Regions from separate parts of the Homo sapiens genome. Here region 1 is linked to region 2. The links are chromatin contacts, found by POLR2A ChIA-PET in ENCODE. All regions are on one chromosome and are shown on one strand. The core of a region is the stretch at or near the end of the contact, and the rest is flanking DNA. Distances in the headings are between cores, read along the strand shown.

Region 1 (2,700 bases), core at 26-2,525, 560 kb before region 2:
AGACCTGGCCCTAACCAGGCACCAAGCCCTCCGGCACCTTCATCTTCGACTTCCCAGCGTCCAGGACTGTGAGAAATCAATTTCTGCTGTTGATAAATTATCCAGTCTCAGGTAGTTTTGTTACAGCAGTACAAACGGACTAAGATAGGTGGCATTGATTGATGAAACTGTGTGGCTTCTCCAGAAGGAGAGAGAGAGAGGGAAAGGCAAGGAGGGGAGATGGCGTTTAACCACACACTGGGACAGAAGTATGGCTGTGACCTCGGGGCAAGAGGGAAGTCTTTTCAGCAGAGCCTTTTCCTGGGCTCCTGGGGCACGTGCAAGTGGAAATGGCTGAGTAAGTTTATTTCAGCAACTGTGCGGCCCTAGGAAAAGCTGAACTACTGATAAAAAGCCGAGAGGAACTAGAGCAAAGAATCTAGCCAGATAGGACGGCTCTGGCAGACCTCATGTGGCCAGGCAGACCCCATATGGCCAGGCTTACAAGACAGGGTCCCTCCACAGTCAGGGCTGGCGGTGAGTCCATTAGATGGCCAGCAAGTGTGTTCCGCCCTGTTCTAGAGCAGAGGCCCTGTGCTCCGTGGTCTGTTGGAACAGCCCACTGGGTGCAGTGTGGACTGTAGTCAGAAGGTCAGAGGCCCGCAGGCTAATCCAGCCCTGCCTTGGGCAGGCTTGAACAGAGAAATGTAAGCGTCGCTTCTGTGTCTCTTCAAAAGGCTAACATTGAATCTAGGTGAGAGAATTGCAGTGGAATTGGCAGTTTCTTCTGAGTTTAACCACATTCTATAAAGATGTGTGGTTATGCAAGGGCCAGGCGAGGTCAGGAGAGGGCAAATGTGACAAGCTCCTGGGCAGTGTTTTTTTCTGACACCAGCTCTGACACCCAATCACACCAACCAAATCTATGACACCAATTGGGTGTCCCATAATTCAATTTTGACATGGCCTATCTGGAGTTAGTGTCAGATCCCACAAGTTAAAGGGCTCAGTCTCACAAGACTGCCCCTGTCTTCAGATACCAGCTGCAAATAGGGTGCCCAGGCTACCCACACTTCTGCCCAGACCACTACAAATGTGAGGGTTTCCATGACCTCCTTTCAGGTTTGCTAATTCACTAGGATGACTCACAGAACTCAGAAAAATACCTTACATGTGCTCACTGGTTTCTTATAAAGGCTAAAACTCAGGGGAAGCCAAATGAAAAAGATGCACAGGGCAAGATATGGGGGTGGGGTGGCGCAGAGCTTCCGTGCCCTCTCTTGTGCCCCATCTTTCCAGCACATCAATATGTTTACCAACCCAGAAACTCACCGAACCTATTGGTTAGGGGTTTTTGTGGAGGTTTCATTACCTAGGCAAGATTAATCAAGTCTTTGTGTTTGATAATGAAACTCAACCTTTAATCCCTCCTCACCCGCTAGGGAAGTGGGGCTGACAGTTCTCATCCTCAAATCTCTTGGTTGGTTTTTCTGGCAACCAGCTTCCATCCTGAAGCTATCTAGGGCCCCTCAATCTTGAGTCATCTCATTAGCATATAAAAAAACCCCTTATAACTCAGGCGATTCCAAGGGACAAGACTATATATATATTAGAGATAGTGTCTATGTTGCTCAGGCTGGAGTGCAGTAACACCATCATAGCTCACTGTAGCCTTGACCTCCTGGGTTCAAGCGATCCTCCTACCTTAGCCTCCCAAGTAGTTGAGACTACAGATTCATGCCACCACACTCAGCTAATTCTTAAAAAAAATTTTGTAGGCCAGTCATGGTGGCTTACGCTTGTAATCCCAGCACTTTGGGAGGCCGAGGTGAGAGGATCGCTTAAGCTCAGGAGTTTGAGACCAGCTGAGCAACATAAGACCTTGTCTCTACTTAAAAAAAAAAAAAAAAAAAAATTAGCCAGACATAGTGGTGCATGCCTATAGTCCTGGCTACTCTGGAGGCTGAGACAGGAGGATCACTTGAGCCTAGGAGATCCAGGCTACAGTGAGCTGTGATTGCACCACTGCACTCAGCCTGGGTAACAGAGGGAAAGCCTGTCTCAAAAAAAGAAAACAAAAAAATGGTTGTTCATAGAGATGGAGTCTCACTGTTTTGCCCAGGCTGGTCTTGAACTCCTGGGCTCAAGTGATCTTCCTGCTTCAGCCTCCCAAAGTGCTGGAGCTGCAGGTGTGAGCCACTATACCTGGCCAATTTAAAGATCTTAGTTGGCTTTTATTTACAGTTCTAGAATCGAGCAATACCTCATTCCATAAAATATGATGAGTGTTCCGATAAGCTGAGCAGAGGAGGTTGGCTTTAGAAACGAGAAGTGGGGAGAGAAGCAGAAACAGAAAATGAAAAGTGGATTGGTGGTTTCAAATTTCCTTTCCTTGTAAAGGTTAAAGTAGAGAAGATTTTCTTATCATATCAGCTCAAATAGCTTGGGTACTGGGCTATTATCTCACTCTCAATTTCTGGGAAGGTCAGATAAACAATTTATTTTCAACTTGGTGGGGTGGAGCTTCAGTGTGAGTGACTATTTTGGTTTGGTCTGTCAGGCCTAGTGCAGGAGCTCAGTTCAAACCAATGGCCTCCTCTAAATTGTATTTAATAACAGTAAGTCTAAGGAGGGACCTGGCCTCTATTTTTTTTTTTTTTTTTTTGAGACAGAGTCTTGCTCCATCGCCTAGGCTGGAGTGCAGTGGCGTGATCTTGTCTC
Region 2 (2,700 bases), core at 83-2,582:
TCTACAGTTACTGTAGTTAGAGGGGTGGGGCTTCTGTAAGACTTAGGATGATACGCAGTGAGTCAACAAATGTGTACTGGTGTGGTATAGATGGGCTTTGGTGCCTGCAGACCTGAATTCAAATCCTGACCCCTCTCACTTGCAACCTCTGTGACATTTGGCAAATAGTTTACTGTCTCTGAGCCTTAATCCCTTTGTATATAAAGCAGGCTAAATATACCAATATTTTTAGGATGATTGGGAGAAATAAATGAAACTGTCAATGTAAAAAATAGAAAACAGTGCCTGGCACTTAGGGGGAAATATTAGCTACTTTCTCTGTCTCCAAACTTGTTGTGTGGTGTGGGAGACTCTAAGGGAACGGAGGAGCTTAAGCCACAGGCCCTGGCCTTATGATGATAACATCAGAGAGAATGCTCCTCACATTTAGCAGGACACAGTGCTCCGACTGTGGTACTCAAAATTGTTGTGGTGTTTATTCCTTGTTGAGTGATATGTGTTACTCAGGAGGCTGAGGCAGGAGGATCCCTTGAACCCAGGAGTTCAAGACCAGCCTGGGCAACATAGAGAGACCCTGTCTCAAAAAAAAAAAAAAAAAAAAAAAAGATACGTGTAAGTTGCTCTTCACCTCTCTGATTTGCTGCAGGAAGCCTCAGGTATTAGGTTCAGAGTCCAGAGTAAATGAGGGCAGAAATGGAGGTTCCCACCAGCCCTGAGTGCCTTCTGTGCACTTGCTGTGGAAGAGGATTCCATTTTACCCCGTAGCTCCCGGGATTCCACTGGGGTGTGGCTGGTAACCTGGGGGCTCAGGGCTCAGTCACATCCTTATTGCACCAGAAAGTCCCTGAAATAGTGTAGGAGAATGAGGTGCCTGGGGGCATGGCTGCTGGTTGGAGGCCACAGTGCCACCTTCTCAAGGCTCAGAAACTGGGAAGCCTTCCTTCCTTCTGCATTCAAACCCTTAAAATGCACAACCCACCCCCCGTGGCTGACTCAGCACAATGGGAAAAGGAAAAACGGAGGTTAGTCAGCCCAAGAGTACAGACCATTGAATCTAACTTTCCATTTTGGACTGGAGAGCATTCGAGACAATTTCCTCCCTGGCCTTTAGTAAGGGAGAGCTGGGAGTCTCCCGTTCTGCCTTCTGGTACAGGCTCCAGAAGTAGGCTGTTTCCCTCATTGTGGCTGTCAAATGGGCTGTATGCCCCAGGTCTGAGGCCACAGTACACTTTGACTCAGAGCTGTAATGTAAGAAAAAAAGGCGGTGTTTTCTGGGAAGCTGGATAGCGTTGCGTCATTTGTACAAATCACCACCGGGAGGTCCCACGACAGCACTCCCTTGAGTTTCCTCCCAATTGCACTGCACAGCATGGAGTTTTCTGAACTCTCCTCAGCAGGGAATTGCATGAGTGTTGTCCTGGAGCCTCATTGCCACAGGGCTACAAAGCATCCGTAACAGTCACAGAGGGACTGACCGAAAGCATAGCTTGGTGGAAGAGGCCTACTATGGCCTCATCAGGCTCTTTTGGGAACATGGCATCCCCCTGCCTAAAGAACTGTCTCTGTACTACCTAAGGGTCCTGATGTGGAGCGCGTCTGGGTGAGGAGAAATTAGATGAGGAGAAAGTGCTGCAGAGCTGCCATCTGGGAGTTGGAGGGAAACACAAATTGGCTATTGGTGCTGAGCTCTTCTGCCAACAGCAGATGTTTCTGTGAGATCAGCCTTCTTAAGGCAGCGGCAAATGGCCTCCCACAGAATAATGATAACAGCTAATGATGCCTGAGCACCCACCACATGCCAGGCACCCTTCTAAAAGCTTTACATGTATTAGTTCATTCAGTCCTCACCACAACTCTGCATAATCGGTACTGGTATCGTCTCCATTTTACATCTCCATTCACTTAAGTGTAAGCTGGACCCAGAGAAGCGATTTCTAGCATGGAAGTCACTCCGGTGTAAGTAGGAGAGCCAGATTCAGATTCAGTCTGGCTCTGGAGTGATGCTAGCAGCCACTCAATGTGCTGCCTGAGAAACGCAAGGAGGAAGTGACTGGTGCCACTTTGGGCTGTTAGGAATTTGCAGGTGGGTAACGGCACGCCACCCTGAGAGCTGTCACGCTGAACCAAGTGGGCCATGTTTTTATTCCTGCGAGGTTCAAGTCCTTGCCATGTCTTGGATTTTACTGGACAGAAGTAAGGACTTAGTAAGTAGTAGTAATAATGATAATGGCTAACTGTTATTGGGTGCTCACTCTGCCATCAACTATGCTATTTGTTTTCTTACAATCAATATCTCATTTAATCCTCAAAACCACCCTCTGTGGTTGGTATATTACCTGTCTTGTACAAGTGAGGAAAGTCAGGCTCAGAAGGGTTAAATAACATGGCCAAGGTTACAGCTTATAAATAAGAGAGCTGGTGCTCACACCCAAGAGTGCCCGGTCCCAGAAGCCAAACTCCTAATGATTGGGTATGCTGGCTGTATTGCCTTTGATATCCTCTGGAGGATTAGACAAGCCCAGAAGGCATTTGGGCCTGCGCCCACGGCCTGTAAAGAATTGCCATTCATCTAAGAGGGGATATGGAGGTGTGTGGAGTTGGCTCTCCAATCCTGGCTTCTGTGATGTGTTCCATAGGGATGTGGAGGTCCGGAATCACCCCCGTCTAATGTTTTATCAGCTTTCATCTGGGGATTTCCCT

What was found. ChIA-PET counts read pairs that join two places held with the same protein, here RNA polymerase II (POLR2A).
Region 1: POLR2A ChIA-PET joins it to region 2 with 28 read pairs in activated CD4-positive, alpha-beta T cell. The contact joins two enhancer-like sites. POLR2A ChIA-PET finds 5 or more read pairs at or near these places in 2 of 52 experiments (activated CD4-positive, alpha-beta T cell and activated T-cell).

Annotation. Positions count from the first base shown.
Region 1 is chr2:38,652,331-38,655,030 of GRCh38, reverse strand. No RefSeq gene overlaps it. Among named protein-coding and RNA genes, the nearest start is that of GALM, 12 kb to the left of the region's middle. RefSeq lists a cis regulatory region at 215-888. Within about 2 kb of position 1,275, at least 3 of the 41 ENCODE cell types and tissues checked have a DNase peak (open chromatin) inside an H3K27ac peak, as active enhancers do.
Region 2 is chr2:38,090,948-38,093,647 of GRCh38, reverse strand. No RefSeq gene overlaps it. Among named protein-coding and RNA genes, the nearest start is that of CYP1B1, 16 kb to the right of the region's middle. Within about 2 kb of position 1,332, at least 11 of the 41 ENCODE cell types and tissues checked have a DNase peak (open chromatin) inside an H3K27ac peak, as active enhancers do.